Linked DNA regions of Homo sapiens: regions 1 and 2 are each linked to region 3. The links are chromatin contacts, found by Hi-C or POLR2A ChIA-PET in ENCODE. All regions are on one chromosome and are shown on one strand. The core of a region is the stretch at or near the end of the contact, and the rest is flanking DNA. Distances in the headings are between cores, read along the strand shown.

What was found. Hi-C counts contacts between places; a loop is a spot of excess contacts on that map. ChIA-PET counts read pairs that join two places held with the same protein, here RNA polymerase II (POLR2A). Pooled maps may share reads with other maps.
Region 1: a map of B cell shows a loop between it and region 3 (18-fold over the local background). The contact joins the promoter of NBEAL1 here to the promoter of TMEM237 in region 3. A Hi-C loop is called at or near these places in 3 of 168 maps with a recorded cell type or tissue (B cell and naive thymus-derived CD4-positive, alpha-beta T cell) and 10 of 50 pooled maps.
Region 2: a map of CD8-positive, alpha-beta T cell shows a loop between it and region 3 (15-fold over the local background). The contact joins the promoter of CYP20A1 here to the promoter of TMEM237 in region 3. A Hi-C loop is called at or near these places in 3 of 168 maps with a recorded cell type or tissue (CD8-positive, alpha-beta T cell, HepG2 and naive thymus-derived CD4-positive, alpha-beta T cell) and 12 of 50 pooled maps. POLR2A ChIA-PET finds 5 or more read pairs at or near these places in 1 of 52 experiments (PC-9).

What each region holds. Positions count from the first base shown.
Region 1 is chr2:203,012,915-203,016,587 of GRCh38, reverse strand. It overlaps NBEAL1 (neurobeachin like 1), which reads right to left and starts at 1,713. Exons shown (of 56, transcript NM_001378026.1): 1 at 1,606-1,713; 2 at 153-432. The coding sequence starts at 203. RefSeq lists a silencer at 1,612-1,841 and an enhancer at 1,480-2,033.
Region 2 is chr2:203,236,938-203,240,849 of GRCh38, reverse strand. It overlaps CYP20A1 (cytochrome P450 family 20 subfamily A member 1), which reads right to left and starts at 1,832. Exons shown (of 13, transcript NM_177538.3): 1 at 1,716-1,832. The coding sequence starts at 1,787. RefSeq lists enhancers at 1,112-1,401, 1,225-1,796, 2,082-2,131 and a silencer at 1,802-2,011.
Region 3 is chr2:201,642,253-201,645,675 of GRCh38, reverse strand. It overlaps TMEM237 (transmembrane protein 237), which reads left to right and starts at 2,173. Exons shown (of 13, transcript NM_001044385.3): 1 at 2,173-2,317. The coding sequence starts at 2,276. It overlaps MPP4 (MAGUK p55 scaffold protein 4), which reads left to right. Exons shown (of 22, transcript NM_033066.3): 22 at 272-802. The coding sequence ends at 466. RefSeq lists silencers at 2,055-2,314, 2,885-3,074.

The DNA of each region.
Region 1 (3,673 bases), core at 464-2,963, 1.4 Mb before region 3:
GAAAACAGAAAATCCTTTAAACGCTTTTAAGTTTGGGGTTATTCATTATGACTAAATACACTATTATCTATTAAATAAAGTGTTACTACTGCCAGTCACAAATTTTATAATAAAGTATTTTAAAACATAAAAATAAAAAGGAAAGCAATTACCTTTGTACAATAAAGCATCCAAAGTTCAAAGAGCCTCTCTCTGGATGCCATTCTGGCTTTCACTCTGGCACTTTAAGTTTTCCTTAAAAAAATTATGTTCAAGACTACAGCATGTCCATTTTATTTTCCAAGTTTTTCAGCCGTTCAGTAAAGCTCATAGCAGTAAAGAAAGCAAAAAGAAGTGAAACAAATGGACTGTCCTCTGGTTAAAAACAAAAAGGCAATTTCAGCAGTCACTCCAATATATCTTCATCAGTGGTAGTTGGGCAATTAAATAAATCTGTGAAAGAGAAAAACATCCACAGGTTAGAAAAAGAGGCCATACTAAAAAATCTAGACTTATCAAAAACTAAAGATGTATCTTCTTCACTTCCCACAAACAACCCGCTATACTTTCACATGGACTGATTAGATTTCATAGAAACTTGTGTTTCAGGAAAACATCACAGCTAACACAGTATGTCCACCATAGAATCCTCTAGGGCAGACAGACTCCTAGAGATGGGTACATGTTCATAACCAAGAATGCGTCCAGTGAGAATAAGGAGCAAGACTCCCTTCCCACTCATACCTTTTGTACAGATACAAGGAAAAGGCCCACATCTCAGACATTTCAAATACATCAAAGCTCTTAGAATGTTCTTGTTCTGGTCTCCTCTTCAAAGTTGTTGGGGCCAGGCGCGGTGGCTCACGCCTGTAATCCCAGCACTTTGGGAGGCCCAAGTGCGTGAATCACCTGAGGTCAGGAGTTCGAGACCAGCCTGGCCAACACAGTGAACCCCTGTCTCTACTAAAGAAATACAAAAAATTAGCCGGGCGTGGTGGCGGGCACCTGTAATCCCAGCTACTCAGGAGGCTGAGGCAGGAGAATTGCTTGAACCCGGGAGGCAGAGGCTGCAGTGAGCCCAGATCACGCCACTGCACTCCAGTCTGGGCGACAGAGCAAGACTCCGTCTGGGGTGGGGTGGGGGTGGAGTAGTTGGGACTGTTTGCTGTGTTGCAGGGCAGGGCGTGGGGGCGGGGGAGGAATTCCCAGTTCGTTTGTTCTAACAATCCTCGGAGAGTGGAAGTCCACCCGCCCACCTGGCCTCTCCACCTTTCCATCCAAGAGAAGTGGGCACGCACACACCGGCGAGGAACTTCCCAAAGAAGCATCCAAGTGTTTGGGGGAATCTTTTAATTTCCTCCTCACATCCCAAGACAACCCAAACAGAGGCAAACTTAAGGTGTGCCGAGCTGCCAAGAGAAGCTCTAGAACTGAGGAATGCGGACTCGGCGTCTCCCGACCGCGATCCCAGCCTGCACTACAGTATCGGAACACTCCCTGACAGCCTAGCCCACTCAAAGCCGCCCCTCACTCTGCAGCCCCTCCACCACCAAGCACCGGGGCCCTCCCATTTCTTGCCATGCCGCCCCCTCTTCCCAACGGCCCGCTCCCCATCACCGGGCTCACATTGTGTGCCGCGCGGCAGCCGCCGCCCGGCAGCCGTCTAACTGCTTCCCTCGACCCCTTCCCAAGGCGAAGCCCCGTGTCACCCCGCAGCCAGGCAGACGAGCGGGCGGGACATGGGGGCGGGGCGAGAGGCCGGGAGGAGCAGGGGGCGGGGCTGCCCCCTGGGCTAATCATTTCGGCCGCTGAGGATTTACCCAGCCGTTGGGCGGCAGCTGTTCAATGGTCGCGTAGGCTGGGGATGGGCGGGGTGACCTGAAGCCCCGCCCCAGCATACCTGCGCAGCCGCAGTCGACAGGCTCTGGCTGCCCATCCCTTGGCGGGCGCCGGCCGCGGCACTGAAACGAGCCTTCCCTCAGCTGGACATGGAGGAGGGCTGACGTGCTGACGTCTACGCCCGCCCCGCTTTTCGCTGATGGCGTCATTTCCGTGAGTCATCTGAGGGCGTGAGACCCTACGGTGTTAAAGGGGATTTTGTTTCACTTATTTGTAGAACCGGGATTGGTTCTGGGAATTTAGAGTAATGTAAAAAGACAAAACACACACAGACACCCCCCAAAAACTCCTCTTTTCCTTTTGTGCCTGCTTTCGTCGTCACCGAGTGTCATATCCAAAGGGCTTATTTTACCACCACTAAAGACTTCGAAAGGGTTTTTCTTTTTCAGAAAAGAAGCAAAAGGCTTTACTAACTATAGACAACTTTCAGAGAGATTTGGTTTTTGTATAAGGAAAGAAAAACGCGTAAGATAACTCACCTTTGTTAAACATTTCCACAACTTTTTATTGTGAAAGATTTCAAGTATATTCTAAAGTAAACTAGTATAACGAAACCCTGTATACCGTCACCCAACTTCAAAAATGATCAACTAATGTCCCATCTTGTTTCATTTGTAACAAGGATCCACAAATTGCCTGTGAAGAGCCAGAGACGAGGCGCAGTGGCTATCGCCTGTAATTCCAGAATTTTGGGAGGTCTAGGCGGGCGAATCCCTTGAACCCAGGAGATCAGCCTGGGCAACAGAATGAGACCCTGTCTCTGCAAAAGAAATTTTAATTAGCTTGGCGTGGTGGTGCACGCCTGTAGTTCCAGCTACTTAGAAGCTAAGGTGGGAGAATCGCTTGAACCTGGGAGTGAAGGTTGCAGTGAGCTCCGATGGCGCCACTGTACTCCAGCCTGGGCGACAGAGCGAGACACTGTCTCAAAAAATAAAAATAAAATAAAAAGAGCCAGACAATAAATGTTATAGGCTTTGCAGTCCATTCTGGTTGCAACTTGCTTAACGAAAATCAAAAGAACAATATTTTGAGATGTGAAAATTAGACGAAATTCAAATTCAAGTTTCAGTGTCCTAAAATTTTAGTGGAACACAACCATGCCCATTCCTTTAGTATTGCCTATAGCTGCTTTCACTCTACCATGGCAGAATTGAGAGTAGTTGCTTGCAAATTACACCTTCAATTTTTTATCCTGAAATTACATTTTACATTCAGCATTTCTCCTTGGTTGTCCATTAGGCATGTGAAATTTATATGTCAAAATTTTGGGGGGAAAATATGCTTTTCCTTTGGGATACCCTATTTTAGTACTTAGCAACTCTATTCTTGTACTTGCTCAGTACAAGAACCTAGGAAGTGTGCTTGCTGTCTTCCTCATGTACTTCACTTCCAATCTAATCTTTTCAGCTATATCTCCAAAATATACCTAACCATCTCTCCACACTTTCTTCCTTAAATGGATGGTGGTATAGTAGTAGTAACCACTATCTTTATTTCTTTTCCCTTTTTTTTTTTTAAATTAGAGGCAGGGGCTTCGTATGTCGCCCAGGCTGGTCTCGAACTCCTTGGCTCAAGGGAGCCTCCTGCCTCGGCCTTCTGAAGTGCTGGGACTCCAGGCGTCAGCCATTGCACCTAGCCGTGGCTACTGTCTTTAAAATGGTTTAAGTTATACAAAATACTTTCTAGTTTATTGTAATAGCCTTCCAACTTGTTTCCCTGACTCTGCCCGTGACTCTACCCCAAATCCGTGGATTATTCTCAACATAGCAAACACAGAGATCTTTTAACATGGAAG
Region 2 (3,912 bases), core at 583-3,082, 1.6 Mb before region 3:
CCAGTGGCACACAGCAAAAGTCCATTAAAAAAGCCTTACAAGTCATTTAAAATTTGTCCTTCACTCCCATCTTTCTGACTTTCTCTCCTCTGGTATCTTCCTCATTTACTACACTCTAACCACACTGGTCCCCTTGCTTTCCAGGAACACACCAGGCGTGTCTCCCTCTGAAGGTTTGCATTTGCTGCTCCCTCGACCCAGAATGCTCTTTCTCAGAATGGCTTGCACCTTCACCTTCTTCGCGTTTCTACTCAAATGTCTCCGTATCTCCTGGCCATCCTACTTTAAAATAACAATCTACCTATCCCCAACTTTATTTCTACCCACAATCCTATGTTATTTGTTTCTATTGTCTGTTCCCCTTCTCTAGGAAATAAATTCCAAGAGTCAGGAATTTTCTGTCCGGTTTGTTTCACGGCTGGATTCCCAGCACGTGGAACCATATCTGGCACATAGCTAGTGCTAAGAATAAACAGTGTGCTTCTATGAGCTGATCAAAGAAGAGTATCATTTTAAAATCACCAAAAATTCAAGAACCACTAAAATTGTTTAGTTTCTCAGAAAATAAGATTTCAGGAAGTCCCTGATTGTGTAGTTGCAAGATTCTAGTCTAATCCATTTACCTGCTCGGAAAAGAACATTTAAGAAGGTGTATGGTCAATTCCAGCAGTTCAGCTACTTTTCAACTTTCACTGTAAAACCACCACCTTGCTTTGTAGAACAGGTGTTTTTTGTTTGTTTGTTTGTTTGTTTTGAGATAAGAGTCTGGCTCTGTCGCCAGGCTGCAGTGCAGTGGTGCGATCTTGGCTCACTGCAAGCTCCGCCTCCCAGGTTCAAGCGATTCTCCTGCCTCAGCCTCCTGAGTAGCTGGGATTACAGGCGCCCGCCACCACAGCCAGCTAATGTTTGTATTTTTAGTAGAGACGGTGTGTCACCATGTTGGCCAGGATGGTCTCGATATCCTGACCTCGTGATCCGCCCGCCTCAGCCTCCCAAAGTGTGTAGAACAGGTTTTAAAGACGGTCCTCAGTCATCAACACTTTTGTTTTCAGACCCTCCCTCTCTCGCTGACGGAGGCAAGTGGAGAGAGGAGGACCGGAGGCTCGCAGAGGCGTCAGCGGCAGAGGAAACCTCGCACCCGAACCCGCAGCGCGGCGCTCTCCCCAAAGAAGCATTTGCCTGGAGCCCCTAAGAGGAGCAAGACCTGGACCTCGAGCACTTTGGATTCCAGTCAGGATAGATCGATGGACAGATGGAAAAGAGGAATACACAAGTGCTGGGAGAATCCTCAAGAAAGGAGAAAGGAGTGGCGCGCCCAGGAGTCTCGTCCTGACACACTGGGAAATGAAATTTGGGTTTGGCGAGTTATGGCCAAAAAGCTGCCCAAAGTACTTGAGAGCCGCCTTGGAGAGTGGCGCGGGGTGCCTGGCAAGGTGAGACCGGCCTGCGGGGGCGCGGGCTTTTCCTCAGCAGCTCTACGCCCGCCTGGCCCGGCGCCTGAGGGGTAGCGACGCAGCCCACGTCGCTCTCAGAGCTTGCCGGGAGGGGCGTCACGTGACTCCGGGTGCGGTCCCCGCGCTGAAGCTCTGGAGCGAACCCGAACCCTCCTCTCAGGCCCGCCCCCTGCGGCCCGCAGCGGGCAGGTTGGCCTGGATGCCGGCGACAGAGAGACTGGGGCGGCGCCCGGGGCCCCAGAGAGCCAAGACGGCGCTCACCGGATAGAGGTAGAGCACGGCTCCCACCAACGCCAGCAAGAAGGTAACGGCGAAGATCGCGAAGTCCAACATGGTTCTGCCGCCCAGGGAGCCACGTCTCGGATCGGCCGCTCCAGCAGCAGCGCCTCAGCCTGGCCCAATTTAAGGCATAGCGTGTGGGCGGGGGCACCCCGCGGGACCCGGAAACCAACGGGCCGCTGGGGGCGTGACCGAGGCCTGCGGCCGGCGCCAGAGGAAAGAGCAATGGATCGCCGAGGAGCCGGGGCGCGGGTTCCTGAGCGCAGCAGGCCGAGGCTGAGGCCGCCTAGCGCCAGCCTCCACCGCAAGGCGGGGATTTCGGTGCACACGATTTCAGACAGAATATGCCCGCGACTTCGGACCGGGTTGCTGGCGAAAGCAGAGCCCAGCTTTCTGAGAAAAGTTAGGAGTTAGTAGTGCTCTGTCCGCCCAACAGTTTTCGCAATGGATTCAGAATTAAAACCTCTAAACCGATGATTTTCGAAGAGTGGTCCCGGTACCAGCTGCATCAACGTCGCCCGGGAGCTCGTTAGAGATTCAGATTATCGATGCCGGGCGCGGTGGCTCCACCTGTAATCCCAGCACCTTGGGAGGCTGAAGCGGGAGGATCGCTTGAGCCCAGGAGTTTGAGACCAGCGTGGGCAACATAGTGAGACCCCAGTCTCTACAAAAAAAAAAAAAAAAAAAAAAAAAAAATTAGCCTACAGTGGTGGCGCTTGCCTGTGGCCCCAGCTGCTCCGGAGGCTGAGGCTGGAGGATCACTTTAGCCGGGGAGGCAGAGGCTACAGTGAGCCGAGATGGCACGACTGCACTCCAGCCTGGGCGACAGGGCGAGACCCTGTCTCAAAAACAAAACAAAACAAAACAAAAGGAAAACAAAATAAAAAGATTCTCGATCCCAAACTAGACCTACTGAATCAAACACTCGGGGTGGGCAGGGGTAGGGGGCGCGTACAACAATCTGTTTGAACAGAGCCCTCCCGGGGACACTGTTACACACTTAAATTTGAGTGAAAACCACCACTGATCTAAGCGGGACAGGGAAGTGTCTGGGAGTAAAACAAGAGTAGATACGCCTTGTTTCGCAGAATTTCTGTCTGAAGTACTAGTAAATGTGATTCTTTGACACTTTCTGGTGAGCGGAGGCTGCACACTGTTCAGGTTTCCTTGCTCTGTTAACTCTGACTTTCGGTAAATTGCTTCAGTTTTCTAAGCTTCCATTTCCTTCTATGTAAAAAAGTGAAAATAATACCACATGGAGTTGCCTGTAGGTTAAATTACATATTTTATGAAAATCACTTAGCACAGCTCCTGGCAAAACCGAATAAGTGCTATCTACGTCAGCATTTGGCGTTTGTTGCCCTGGGCATAAAATACCCTAGGACCCCTCTTTCTATTTCGCCTGGCTCAGAAGTTTTGACGTGGCTACTGAAATACAAGACAAGGCCTGCTACTTACTAGTGCTGCTTTTAGTGAAAGTGTGCTAAAAGTATTTATAGATTTTATAGCTTTAATAATATAAAATGTCAAGAACAGGCAGCAATTTGGCAAGAGAAATTCCAGATTGCATTTTACAGCTTCTATGATAAATGACTGTTACATAAGCAGGAAACATACCTCATTGAAAATGGCAACTCTTTTGGCATCTATAGCAAATATAATGAAACATGCTGTTTAATATTTCACTTGGCAGAAATTGTATTTTTAAGTCTTTCTCTGCATATAAATGTGCTTTAAACTGTCGTATGTTCAAAGTTCATTTTTAAGTCTCTTGTTCAGAATTTTAAAGATATTTCTTGTCAAACTGATGTTCCCAATAGGTTTTCAAAACAGTAAATGTAAGAGTTTTTTGTTTGTTTGTTTTGTTTGTTTGTTTTTGAGACGTAGTCTCCCTCTGTAGCCCAGGCTAGAGTGCAGTGACGGGATCTCGGCTCACTGCAACCTCCGCCTCCCAGGTTCAAGCAATTCTCCTGCCTCACCCTCCCGAGTAGCTGGGATTACAGGCACGCGCCACCATGCCCAGCTAATTTTTGTATTTTTAGTAGAGATGGGTTTCACCATGTTGGCCAGGCTGGTCTTTAACTCCTGACCTCGTGATTCGCCCCTCTGGGCCTCCCAAAGTGCTGAGATTACAAGCGTGAACCACCCCGCCCGGCCAAACATAAGAGTTTTAACTGCA
Region 3 (3,423 bases), core at 924-3,423:
GTCTAAAAAAAAAAAAAATTATTTTATCTATACTTAGCCACATTATTTCAATAACAGAGGGCAAAAAAATTACTATTTTCTAGTTTGCTGGTTTTGTAGAATTTTGAAAAAATATTTTTGAAACTTTATTGAAAATCATCTGTGCAAAATTTTCGGACCTTACTGTTTTTATACATAGTTTCACAACTGAATGTGACAGCATAACAAACTGTATTTTTTCCATTTGTCCAATTAAGTCTGTACTATCCATATTTTTCTATTTCTCCTAAAGGATGAAGACCTACAAGAGATGGAAAATTTAGCCCAAAGAATGGAAACTCAGTTTGGCCAATTTTTTGATCATGTGATTGTGAATGACAGCTTGCACGATGCATGTGCCCAGTTGTTGTCTGCCATACAGAAGGCTCAGGAGGAGCCTCAGTGGGTACCAGCAACATGGATTTCCTCAGATACTGAGTCTCAATGAGACTTCTTGTTTAATGCTGGAGTTTTAACACTGTACCCTTGATACAGCGATCCATAGTTGCAATCTAAAACAACAGTATTTGACCCATTTTAATGTGTACAACTTTAAAAGTGCAGCAATTTATTAATTAATCTTATTTGAAAAAAATTTTTATTGTATGGTTATGTGGTTACCTATTTTAACTTAATTTTTTTTCCTTTACCTCATATGCAGCTGTGGTAGAAATATGAATAATGTTAAGTCACTGAGTATGAGAACCTTTCGCAGATTTCACATGATCTTTTTAAGATTTAAATAAAGAGCTTTCCTAAATAAAATAAGCAATAGTTAACTTTAGAAACTGTACTCTATGAAACGTGTTTTATGAAAACATCTTTTACAAAAAGTGCTTACTTGACTAACTCAGCAAGAAAGGTTTAATGTACACATTTCACATCTAAAATCAAAACCTACAAGAAACTGCACTGCCTTCACTATTTACAAATCGGCCTACAAGGAAAAAATTATTCTCATGAGAGGTGTGACAAACACTAATTTTCCTTAACAGCCAATATCTACATGCAGGCCTAAATTAGAAAAAGGCAATGGATTAATCCCAGAGACCTATATATAGAAAATCACAAGAGTGAAACCGTGTCTCAGAGTTAAAGAAACCAGGGACTAACAGAAATTCTTGAGCATGCAGGACGGCAGATAAAAAACAACTTGCTAAATAAAACGCCTAAACTTCTTCCATTGTGAGATTAAAAAACAAAACAAAACAAAACAAAGCAAACTGGCTGAAAGTGGTTAGTACTAACACGGATGGCTACCTGGAGTCTGTACAAAATGAGCTTGCTGGCGTCACAGCTTGAATCTTTCCCCATGTTTCACACTGACTCCCTCCAAAATTTGCACATGCGACCCATGAAGGGACATGAAGAGGTAACTGCGAACGCCAGAGGATTTTCCAGATGGCTTCTTTCCTTCCACCAATCACCTACTAATCCCAGAATCCACCCCCTAAACGTTTTCTAATAAAAATACTGTCTTAAAGCCAACACAGGGAGACAGATTAGAGCTATACTCCTGTCTCCTTGTTAGCTGACTCACAATGAAAACTTTTCTCAAAAAATCAGCGCCATAATATTGGCTTCTGTGCGTATAGGGCAACAAGCCCCGTTTGTTTGGTAACAAGATTAGGATGCCATTACAAAGTGCTGTTTCTCTTTCTTTCCCCAGATTTGAGATTTCCAGGCGCTTTCCCTGTCCCTGTATCTGTTCATCTTCTGCATCATTCTCTTCTCCATATCCACACCATTCTTCCATCTTTCCCATTTCTTTCTTAACTGTAAAACAGAATGCATGATTCAAAATATTTGTAGTTCTCTGTTACTTAAAGTGAAAGTTATCTTTAAAAAAAAACAAACCCAACCAAACCAAACGATGCAAATCAGGTAGTTTGTAGTGATATTTATGTGAGGTTGGATTTGATTTTAAGGTTGAGAAAAAGTTTTTCCAAATTTGATTTACACAGTTGTGGGATGAAGGGTAAGCAATCGGAGAAAATGTGAGAATTGCCTATATTAATACACATCCACACACCCAGGCCTGCACAGACTCGTTGGTCCTGGAGAGTAAACGCATTCCTCCCAAACCCAGCAGCGCCTGGCAGGACAGAGGCGGGCGGGGACCTGGCTCAGGGGGCGGCTGCCTCGCCAGGCGCCACGAAGCCCCGGCGTCCCACAGGTCCCGGAGGCCGCTGCGTCGCGGGGAGCTGGGCTCGGGCCGCCGGCGGTTGCGCCGGGGCAGCCCCGCGGGGAGAGCACCATGAGGACTGACTCGGGGGCTCGGCTGGAGGAGGGCCACCTGGTGAGCGGCGAGGGGCGCGTCGGCCTCGAGAGGTGGCGGGTAAACAGCTACACTTGGCAGTGGGGGTGGGTGTGTGTGGGGGGGCGCCAACGAGCTGGGAATCACTAAGGGAGGGCCTTGCTCGTGGGGTGCGCGCATCCGCCCCTCCAGTGTTCACAGGAATGGGACGGAGACGCAGGCGAGGCCGGGACCGAACTCCCGGAGTGGGAGAGAGAGGCCTGGCATGAAGTTTGCGGGGACCTGAGCCCGCGTTGCCACGACGACGCCTCACTCATCTGAGGCCCGGGGCCCGGCGGGTGCCGGGGCTTCCAGCCAGGCCTCTCCTAGACTCCTCCGAGGAGAGGTCTGTAGCTGCCCAGAAGAGATCTGTTCGCCTGCGGAGTCCTTTAATTAAGGTCTTCCGTCACGCCCCGCTTCCCGCAAACAAATCACCGCCACCACTTAGGAAACCACGGGAAAGCTGTGATTGCAGCGCCACGGTCGCCAGATTTCTGCTCCTGGGCACATTACCCCCAACTCCGAGGCCCCCTTTTTGGCAGGGCTAGTCTGGACTGGCCAATCCAGGTCCCTGCACGCCTCTCACCGCAACATCCCCGCAGGGCGCTGCGCGCGGGGTACTAGCCAGGCGGCGCGGCCCGATGACGCATTGCGCCTGCGCGCGCGACCGAGCCGGGAGGGGTGGGGCGCCAGGTGCTTGGGGGCCGGCGGCCGCCGAGGCCGGCTAAACGCAGAATGGGGAAGAATCCTGTGGTAAGCGAGCCTTAGCTACTTTTAATTGTTAGGATTTTTGTCTTCAGTTGAGCCGTCCTACTTTTGAGGATTAGAGGTTGGGTCTCTGGGTGGGTGGAACGTCATTTTTGCGGGACTTTTGAAATCAGTTACGTGAACAGAGCCCTGGGATCGATCGCGCGCGCTTCGTAGCATCTTTAGAACAATAGCGCGTTCCTGTGACTGTCATTCTTCTCCAATTGTAATTTTGACTACTGGATGGTATTACGGCAGCTTGCCTCGTCCTAATCTTGTAGTACTTGCATTAATCTACTGTTCGAACGAATGGATTGCTAAATGGGACAAACTACAAGAGTGTCTAAAATTTAACCCTTTTG